Linked DNA regions of Mus musculus: all the other regions are linked to region 1. The links are chromatin loops, found by intact Hi-C in ENCODE. Cell type or tissue: heart. All regions are shown on one strand.

The links. A loop is a pair of places that touch in the nucleus more often than their neighbours do. Peaks named below come from ENCODE experiments on the same cell type or tissue, not always from the same donor. Only the 100,000 strongest peaks of a DNase experiment are listed, where the experiment ranks them.
Region 2: a loop joins it to region 1, with 2.5 times the contacts of the local background. A loop is called at or near these places in 3 of 42 quality-filtered maps.
Region 3: it touches region 1 in a loop (2.7-fold over the local background); 3 of 42 quality-filtered maps call a loop at or near these places.
Region 4: a loop joins it to region 1, with 4 times the contacts of the local background. A loop is called at or near these places in 7 of 42 quality-filtered maps.

What each region holds. Positions count from the first base shown.
Region 1 is chr6:146,500,923-146,503,422 of GRCm38, forward strand. It overlaps Itpr2 (inositol 1,4,5-triphosphate receptor 2), which reads right to left and starts at 1,301. Exons shown (of 57, transcript NM_019923.4): 1 at 865-1,301. The coding sequence starts at 956. In heart, CTCF peaks have their summits at 1,417 and 1,617; DNase peaks (open chromatin) are centred at 19, 469, 669 and 1,289; H3K4me3 peaks cover 2,302 bases; H3K27ac peaks cover 2,052 bases.
Region 2 is chr6:146,641,470-146,643,969 of GRCm38, forward strand. Med21 (mediator complex subunit 21) reads left to right here and starts at 1,110. Exons shown (of 4, transcript NM_025315.3): 1 at 1,110-1,183. The coding sequence starts at 1,142. In heart, a CTCF peak has its summit at 1,146; a DNase peak (open chromatin) is centred at 972; H3K4me3 peaks cover 2,232 bases; H3K27ac peaks cover 1,809 bases.
Region 3 is chr6:146,633,428-146,635,927 of GRCm38, forward strand. Tm7sf3 (transmembrane 7 superfamily member 3) reads right to left here and starts at 1,165. Exons shown (of 12, transcript NM_026281.2): 1 at 959-1,165. The coding sequence starts at 1,034. In heart, a CTCF peak has its summit at 1,258; DNase peaks (open chromatin) are centred at 444 and 1,144; H3K4me3 peaks cover 1,582 bases; H3K27ac peaks cover 1,921 bases.
Region 4 is chr6:146,429,114-146,431,613 of GRCm38, forward strand. The region is part of intron 2 of Itpr2 (inositol 1,4,5-triphosphate receptor 2); the gene reads right to left. Among named protein-coding and RNA genes, the nearest start is that of Itpr2, 72 kb to the right of the region's middle. In heart, a CTCF peak has its summit at 1,050 (motif pointing left); a DNase peak (open chromatin) is centred at 1,038; H3K27ac peaks cover 240 bases.

The DNA.
Region 1 (2,500 bases):
GCAACACAGTCACAGAAAGGCTCTCTCCCTCACAGCCCGGGGGACAGGACTCCAATACCTAACAGCTGAGAGCAGTCACCAGCCTCAATCTCCTCAGATAAGACAGTCTGAGGCAAGTCCTGTGAAGTAACCAAAAACTACCTGTGCACTAAAATATATCATAGAGTGCAATTAACTGTTCACCAGCGCGAACACCATGAAGGAATTTTCTAGAAACCAGAAATGGTCCTAACCTAACTAACACGCTGCTTTTCTGTATGATATACATCAGTATTTCCCCAGTTCATATACAAACTCGAATCACAAGGGCCTTGCAGTAGGCTGAACTCCTTTCACTGGGCGAAGGGGATGGACAGGGAGAGAGAATAGCTGAGTTCTAGAACCCTGGCTGCCCAGGAGGCCAGTTTTGGCAAAGCCTGAGGAGTGAGTCCTCCTTTGGCAAGGCCAAAAGGAAATTACTTCAGCGAAGAGGGGCTGGTAATCTCCTCCAGCAGGACAAAGCCACATTTGCGCGGTGCACATCGCCTACTTTCATGGCCAAAGCCTGGGACTTCAACCCACCCTTCTTTCCAGCCGCGCGCTGAGAACGGGCCATAGGGAAGATGAGGAGAAAACACACATTTTAATCAAAACAAGGCAGGGAAGGCAGGCTCGCAGGGCCTGTCTGGGGCGTGCGAACCACTTCCTCTTCTCGGATGTGTCTCGGGTTGGAGATTATGAAGTTGCTGAGAAGCGCTCGCGGCTTCCTGCGCGCTGAGACCTAGGGGACCCGGGGCTGTCCCAGGCGCAGACCCCAGACAAGCCGCGCGCCAGAGGGACAGGGACCCGAGTTGGCTGGCGCTGCTCAAAGCACGTCCTGCTTACCCCAGGGTGCTGATGAAGCCATTGACCGAGCCCTCCGCGTACAGGGACACGATGTCCCCAATGTAGAGGAAGCTGGACATTTTGTCAGACATGCTGCTTCACGCTCCTGTGGCTGTCCCTGCTGTCTCCGCTGCACGCAAGGGTGAGCTCAGGCCCGCTGGGTCAGAGGGGTCCAAGCAGCTCTGCTCGAGGAGCGGCAGCGAGGCCACCGCTGGGGACACTGCGATGGCCCCGCGCCGCCGTCGCCGCCCCTGCCCAGCAGTAGGTTTCCTGTTCCTGGCGAAGTTCTGTCCTACACCTTCGCTCCTCCTCCCTGGCCCGCGAGCCCTCTGCGTCCCCACAGTTCGCTCCCGGCCTGAGCGGAGCCTCTAGGTCCCCTTGGGGGACTCTTTAGACCAGGTGGCGGTGCCCACGGACCGAGAGGGCGGGGAGAAGCCCCGGGGAGGGGGGCGCGTGGCCAATCAAGCCTGGGCGGCCAGGGGCGGAGCGGGGCCGGGGCGGGGCCAGTTCTCGGGGGACGGGCCACCCCGAAGCGGCCAGGACAGAGGCGTGGGAGCCACGCTGGGCGGCGCTGCGGGGGTAACGGGGACTCAGCCGGGGGCATTGGTTCTGGCTCAGGGTGATCTTGGAGGGGCAGCCCCGAGACCAGCAGCGACAGTCTGGAGTGACTCCGGGAGGGGAGGGAAGACGACCCCAAGGACCCAGGAGAGACCCAGGACTTTCCAGATGCGGGCTGGGAAGGGGTGCAGTGCAGCCAGCGTAGACAGGACGACCCGGAGCGCGCAGAGACAATCCCTATTTGCAAAAGGCAAGGGACTTAGAGGGGTTTGGAGGAAAACTGCCGACACGAGGGTTCAGATGGAACCGGCCTTGAGGGACGCCGACTGGAAGAGGGCGCAGAGCAACCACGCTGCTTGGAACTTGGCGCGCCGGTGACAGTCCAGCTGAGAGTAGGAGCCCGCAGGCGATGGGGGTGGGAGGGGGTGGGAGTAGGGTGGGTGAAACGCTGTGGTGTTCGCACCACCACGCAGAGGCCTGGAGAATCCTGACCGTAAAAGCTGGAGTCTGAGTGGATGTATGTTTTGAGTGGAAAAGTTAATTGAGAGGGAGGAAAGGGTTGAAGAAGACACAAATGAAGAGAAGAGGAAAGGAGGAAACACTCCTGTGGAGCTGTTCTTGGATCCTGTTTTTCTTAAGTTCATGACTGGATAAAAGGATCCAGCAGCTGCAGCTGCTATGGTGACCACCCTGGTGACCGTCAGTGGGTGGGTCAGCGATGGCAGTGAGGGCTCACAAGTGAGGGTAACTGGGTTCCATCTCCAGGAACCGGTGACAGCCTTTGTAACCCCCCCCCCACACACACACACACAAGGTTATAATAAATAAAACTGGAGGCAGGACATGAGTGGGAGCAACCCCTCTGTTGTGTGTCAGTCCACCTCTAGAGTACTGTTTTAGAAATGTTTGGTCCTACCCTGTGGAAGATACTGAAGAGGCGAATGCCGTGATCAAACCACAGCTGACCAAAATCAGAGTTTAGGGGAGTTTTGCCTTCCAATTCAAAGATGCCTGGGATGGAAAGGTTTTAGACAGCAAGGAACAGAAAGGAAATGCCAGTCTCGAGTCTTGGTGTGGG
Region 2 (2,500 bases), 140 kb after region 1:
CTCACGATGACAGTCCACCTTGATAGTGGACTTCCCAGCCTCCAGAACACTGTAGGGAGTAAACGTTCTTTGTAATTGCTTGTCTGTGCTATTCAGTTGTAGCAACAAAAAACAGGCTCACATACCCACCCACCTCCAACTCCAGAAATGATCATCTTGGAAACTATGATAAACAGTTTGTCTGAGTTCCACAAACCAGGTATTTGCAGATTCAGGACTCACTTCCCATCAGAATATCCCCAGGCTAACAGAAATGACCTTTCTGCTATCACCCTTCACACGGAAAACTGTCAGGAAGCCCCAGTTCTAAATTTACATTCTGAAGCTGATCTTTCTTAAGATCGAACCTGCCTAGACCGGGCGTGGTGGCGCACACCTTTAATCCCAGCACTTGGAAGGCAGAGGCAGGCAGATTTCTGCGTTCGAGGCCAGCCTGGTCTACAGAGTTTGCACCTCCTACCTTCAAATGCTCTTCTTCCTCCTTTTCACTTTACTTATCACCCGTTCCTCATCACAGAGCTGTTTAATGCTTTCCATTTCCCCCAGGCACTCCCACTCAGAATTAAAGCACTAATCTAGTCTCCAGTTGGGTAAGCACCTCCTGCCCCAAACTAATTAGCCACCCTTTTCTAGCCATTTTGATTTCCTGGAGAATGTTAATTTCTCGAATTTAAATGTTGTGAATGGCGGGCTGCGAGTATGCTTTGTGGTATACCTGCAAAGTAAAAGCAAAGGAAAACAAGTGTTCCAGATAAACAAAACAAAGAAACGAACGAACAAAAACAAAACCCCTCACAAACAAAACACATTCCAGGCCAGCCAGGACTACACCGTGAGGCATAGCCTCGTCAGAGCTAACAGACAGAATGGAGGAAGCACCTTCCCTTCACAGGCTCGGTCCAGCGTAAACGCGAACCCGTAGCAGCTCAGCCTGCACGCGTCCCTCCTCCCCCACACCAGCCCTGGATCCCACCCGCCTGACGTCAGCAGGCCCGCAGGCTGGCCCCGCCCCTCCCCGGCAGCATGCTTCCTTAACCACGCCCCTCAAGGAGGAAGGCCTGTGATTGGTCCGGAGGCGTCATAAATTGGCCAATCGCTCGCGCTCTAGCAGCTTTTGCGCACCCTTGCGTGCGTGGTGAACATGGCGGATAGACTCACTCAGCTGCAGGACGCTGTGAACTCGGTGAGGGCTTTCCTCTGCTCGCCAGCCTTGCTTTCCTGACGCGGAGAGAGGAGGAAGGGGCGAGGCAAGGCCCCGGGGAGCGCGCAGATTGAGGTCGCCGCGGGCGGCGCACCCCGTGAGGCCTGGGTCTCACGTAGTCCACAGGGCGGGGTCTGAGGAGACGGGCCTGTCCTGAGGGGAGACCGGGCCGGGCGGCTTGTCCTGAGGGGAGGCGGGACCCGGGGGCCTGTCCTGAGGGGAGGTCGGAGCCGCCAGTCTCTCCTAAGGGAGGTGGGACCCGGGGGTCTCTCCTGAGAGGATGTGGGACCTGCCAGTCTCTCCTGAGAGCCATGGGACCCGGGGCCTCTGGTGAGGTGCGAACTTGAGGAAGGGAACGAGTGGCCGCTAATAAGGAGGGGACCCGACGACGGCCTCTCCTGAGGAGACTCAAGGTCTGCGGCCAGGTAGCCAGGAAGCGAGTACTCAAGTTCCAGGGATGCTTCTAGAACTTCCTTTGTGGGGCAGCACACGCCTAAGCACTTTTGTGTGTATCCCTCCCTCGCGTTTCAATTTCAACCTGCCAAACGGATTTCTCCTGTGATTCCACCTCTGAGGCTGAGACAGGAGGATTGCAGCGAGCTCCGGGCCAGCCTGAGCTCCAGTTTGATAGCCCATCTCAGAAAACAAAACACAAAAGACCACAACAAAGTGTTGAGTGTTTGTAGGTTGGTGTATGAGTGACCAGGGCGTGAGCTTGCCTTGCTTTCTGTAGGCCTTCACTCCTCCCTCCGCTCTTGGCGACTCCAGCACCAATGGTTGGAGAGTAACGTCTAGAAGAGGCCAGATCCTGGCCTCTCCGTTTCTTTGCATTTGTTTAAGTCTGCTTTACGATCTTCCCTAAGAGGCTCTTATAGGTGGAGTGAAGCTCTTACAGCACAGTACCACAGAACAGTGAATGTACACAAGAGGGATTTTTGTTTTGTTTTGAGATGGTCTCACTGTGTAGCTCTGGCTGACCTGCACACTGTGGAGACCAGATTGGCGTTAAAAACAAAAAAAAAAAACAGCCCAGTAATCAAAATCTACAACAAAAGCTCCTGAAAACTGCTAGCTTCTCTAACTTTGTCGCCTCTGGCTGTTATTCTGGCTTAATTGTACATGAATGGAAAACTAAATACTGAGCCTGGAATGGTGACCCACATCTTTAATTCCTGTAATCCCAGCACTTGGGAGGCAGAGGCAGGCGGATTTCTGAATTCAAGGCCACCTGGTCTACAGAGTGAGTTCCAGGAGAGCCAGGGCTACACAGAGAAACCCTGTCTCGAAAAAAAAAAACCA
Region 3 (2,500 bases), 130 kb after region 1:
AGAGTACTCAGGCTGTGAAACGGACCTAGCATTCAGCCAGGGCCAGAGGCCAATGCTTCCTCTCTGCTGTAAGCCAGAGTTTTCTTCAAGAAAATAGGTGTGTGTGTGTGTGTGTGTGTGTGTGTGTGTGTGTGTGTGTGTGTGTGTGTGTATACACTTAACACACAAATATTTGTACTTTTCAGTACTGGCCTTAGTTGTACTCGAAGATCCTAAAGTGCGGTACTATCCCTGGCTTTTCACAGATAAACATTAGGAGAAATGATCCCATCACTCAGAAGACTATTGTATTTGCTACTTGTCTAGAGCTCAAAACAAGGAATGTACTTAACGCAGCCAGAAACAACACGTGACCACCAGCGTGGCACAATTAGTGCTTTTCATGCTTCCCATTAACGCCCCCGCTCCTGCCCAACAGTCGCTAAACCCCTCTCTCTCAGCACAAGACCTAGGATTTCACGTCCCATCACTGGCTCATTTTTCCTCTCAAACTGCAAATCGTCACCCAGTTAAAAAAGCAACTAGATTTCGGAGTATCAAAGTCAGCTACTGCGTGGAACGCCTTAGTTCCTCGATGGACTTTGCTACCGGTAGCCGACGGGTTCGGTTTGGTTTTAGTTTGGGCCTGACGCTCACTCTCCGGGCGGTCTCGAACACATAATCCTCCTGTCGCAGCCTCAGGGGTGCTGCGCTTACAGGCGTCCTCCCCGAAATTCAGTTTAAAAGGCCGTTTCAATGCGTCCAATTAAAACCACAAACATGGCTGCTCCCTGCCGGGAAGAATGCCTCAAAGGGGGCTACTTATCTCTTCCCGGTTCCCAGCCCAAACCAGGCGCTGGCAGGATGGACACGGTCCCGAACCCGCGGCCTGACGCGCATCTGCAACCGGGGAGGGCTGCACAGAGCCGGGCAGCCTGCGGCCCTGCTGCAGGAGCGGAGGCAAGTTCGGGAAGCTCACCGTCGCTGGAGTTCGCCTGGGCCTCGGCGCTGCCCGCCGCCAGCACCGCTAGGACCAGCAGGCGCAGCCGCCACATCGCTGCGGGCCGGGGCGCGCGGGCCAGGGGCGCGCAGGCCAGGTCGCTTGCTACCCCGGAGCGCCCGCGCGCATCGCTTTAGCGCGCCGGCCCCGCGCGTGCACCTGCCGCCCCAGCCCCGCCGGGCGCGCGCTTCCGGCACGACAGCCGCGCGCGTCCCCGGCCGGCCCTTGCGGGCGCGCGCCTCCTGCCGGGGCTTCTGGGCTCCCCGGGCTCACGGGGCAAGCCGGGACGAGTTCTTGCTTTTGTGTCTTTCCTTTCTCTCTTCTTCTTTCCTTCCTTCCTTCCTTCCTTCCTTCCTTCCTTCCTTCCTTCCTTCCTTCCTTCCTTCCTTCCTTCCTTCCTTTTTTCTTCTTTCTCTTTTCTTCTTCCTCTTTCTGTCTTTCTTTTTTCTTTTCCTTTTATTCCTTGTTTTTTTTCAAGATAGGGTTTTTCTGTGTAGCCCCAGCTGTTCTGGAATTCACTCTGTAGACTAGGCTGCCCTTGAACTCAGAAATCGCCTGCCTCTGCTGGTACTAAAGGCATGCACCACCACCACCCAGCTACTTTTTGTCATTCTAATTGTGCAAAATAACTCTCTCTCTCTCTCTCTCTCTCTCTCTCTCTCTCTCTCTCTCTCTCTCTCTCTCTCTCTCTCTCTCTCTCTCTCTCTCTCTCTCTCTCTCTCTCTCTCTCTCTGTCTCTCTCTCTCTCTCTCTCTCCCTCCTAAGACTAGGTCTCTCACAATCCAGAGTGACCTCCAGCTGCTATGCAGTAGAGATGACCTTGAACTTCTGACCTCTCGCTACTTCCTCCCAAGGGCTGGGAAGATAAACTTGTGCCACCACTAATGAATTTCATATTTTATTGAGATATTGAGGCACAGTGAGGTGCCCCAAGCCACAAATAGGATTCTTAGTATCTTAAAAGGCACTTATGAAAAGGGGACTGGGGAAAACTTAAAAAAAAAAAAAAAAACAAGCATAACACAAACTTGAGTTAATAATATAACCTGTCGCACTCTTTTCACTGAGATATGTCTCAATGTAGGATACCAATGACAGCCATGATAGAAACGGATGTAAAATGTATGAGAAATTTTGCAATTTTTCCTGTAACCTAAACCTATTTTAAAATAAATTGATAACATTTTAAATGGAAAAGGCAGGATGTCTGGTGCTTGTTTTTCCAGCACTTCGGAGGCTGAGGTAGGAAGCTTGCCAAGAACAGGAGAACACAGACTCCATACATAGTGAGACTGTTGAAAAATAGTAATGATAAAATCAGTAAACAAATTAACATAATGGACAGTGCTGGAGTCATTCCTATGCAACACCACTTACAGCAGTGGTTCTCAACCTTCCTAATACTGCAGCCCTTTAATACAGCTCGTGTTATGGTGACCCCAAACCAAAAAATTATTTTTGTTGCTACTTTATAACTATAATTTTGTTATTGCTATGTCATAAATGTCTGTGTTTTCCATG
Region 4 (2,500 bases), 72 kb before region 1:
CTCTGTCTCTCTCTCTCTCTCTCTCTCTCTCTCTCTCTCTCTCTCTCTCTCACACACACACACACACAGACACACACACAGAGTGCGTCGGGCTGAGACCTCTGGCTGCTGTGCTAGGGTCAGTGACAAGGAGATCATCACAGTATCCCAAGGCTGTGCTGATGGCAGTGGAGGCTAAAAGTAAAATCAGGAGACATTCAGAGGCCTGCTGACCATCATGCAGAGAAAGATGCCCTCCACTGCACTACAGGAAGGCCTGTAGACACACAGAGCCCTGCCTGCCACCACACAACAGTAGCACGGGAGGAGAAAGATGTCCAGAGACCCTCCCACTGCCAAGCCATGGGGTGCAGGCAGGGAGAGAGTCCCAGAGACTTGCCTGCCTCCGCAGGACTCCCTGGGGGAGAAGAACTCTCCATAGTCCCACCTACCGCCATGCCTCATGGGCAGGCTGTCGAAACCTAAGACCCTCTTGAGGCCAGGCAACAAAGAGTAGGTCACCCAGTCTGCTGCGGGTGCCACTACAATATACAAGCATGTGGTGGAGAGAGAGAGAGAGAGAGAGAGAGAGAGAGAGAGAGAGAGAGAGAGAGAGAGAGAGAGAGAGAGAGAGAGAGAGAGAGAGAGAGAGAGAGAGAGAGAGAGAGAACAGCAGTTTCAGCACTGTAAAGGGGATAGAACTGGAGACACAAGCCACGCCCCCAATCCCGCCTGAGGCCCTGGTGACGTCCTGGCCTGTGCTGCTGCTCTGAAGGCCTTGTCTGGGTCAGTGGCTATGTGGCAGCCGGGGTTTGGACGCACACTAGAGAGGGGCGGCCAACCAGGACCATGTGTACTTCCAGGATCTGTGCAGAACTGGCCCAGCCCCTCACAGACTGCAGCACTTGGGAGAGTGGGCTCCATGCCTTGATTGGGCAGCCTAGTGAAGCTGACTTTGGAGGCATGGGTTCAGGTGAGCTGGCCTTGAGGGCAGCAGAAAAGCTGACCCTGCCTCCTGATGATGGTGGCATTGGGTGGCCTAGTTAGAGCTGTGCTGTAGAGCTCCCCCTGGTGGTGCGGATAAGGGAGAACCAGTGGGCTGACCGGCTCAACCAACACCCAGGCCTAGATCCAGGGCTCTTAGTTGGCCCACGGCAAAATCTGTGTTATCTGTGAACTGTTGGGACAGGTGAAAATGCCAGTCCTGCTGATCCAAAACTGAAGGGTCTCCATGACACTGGACATGAATAACCCAAAGGAGTCCCAGTGAGGATCTGATAATGTTGGTGGGGTCACAGAAGCCAGAGACCTTGAACCAGACCCAAGACTCATTGCAATGAACATTCACAATTGAAGATGTGTGGACAGAGGGACACACTGCTGGACACACTGTGACACACTACAGCTTCCACAGGAGATGTTTTCTATGCTCTGTCTTATTTTTATTAGTGTGTGTGTGTGTGTGTGTGTGTGTGTGTGTGTGTGTGTGTTTTCTTTTGAGGGGAGGTTGCAAGGGCAGGGGGCAGATACAAGGGGAGGGGGAAGGGGGTACATGATGTGAAATTCACAAAAAAATCAGTAAGTTTTTAAAAAATATACTAATAACAACAAATGTTTGTTTATTTGATCTGGCAGTGCTCAGGATTGAATGCTAGCCAGGCACTAAGCTATAGCTCCACTAAGATATAACCCCAGCCCAAAATTGATAGTTTATACGGAGCAGAAAGCAGACATCGTCAAACTGCTAACCCAGGCTGGAAGACCATCACAGCTTCAATGTGACTCAAAAGTACCTGGCACTTGCTGGTGAAAACAAAGGCTACAGTTGAGACATGTTATCATTGGCAGTGTATCCCTACATGGCTCAGAAATTATTTCCTACACACTAGTGACTACAAAGAGGGTTATACAGAGTTATAAAGCACAACTCTGAAAGAACATCTGTGAGTTAATGCTGTAGACTCTTTCAACAAATATGAGGCAGTGACCAAACTTCACCGTCTCGGTACAACAAAACCGCAAATCGAAAATCGATGCTCTCCCAGAGCAGAGCCCTGTGATCCACGGCCCGCCCTCCTCGACTCAATCATTTGCTAAAAGAGGAGCAACAGGTCTCTCACTTGCTACAGATTCCTATCGTAGTACATCAGGAAGGGGACTTCTGACCCCGAAAATACTTTTTTGTAAATACCAGAACACTCCAATGCCACTCCTTTGAAATGGCTTCTTTGGGAAGCCAGGAAAATGTCTATGAAGACAGCAGTGAGGAGCAAGTATGTGGCTCAAGTGGTTAGGAAACACCAAACATCCAACCTTGCTTACTGTATTCCCCACAGGAGTCCAGCCAGAGCGCTACAACTGAGGTCCCACCCTTAGGAAACCCTCTGTAAAGTTTTCCATGGTGGGGTCTGGAGATGTTGAATAAAGTCGCATGCAGCAGACACATGCAGCAGACGCATGCAGCAGACGCATGTGGCAGATGTCAGAAAAGGCTTCCCAAGGAGGAAACAAACACAGAAGG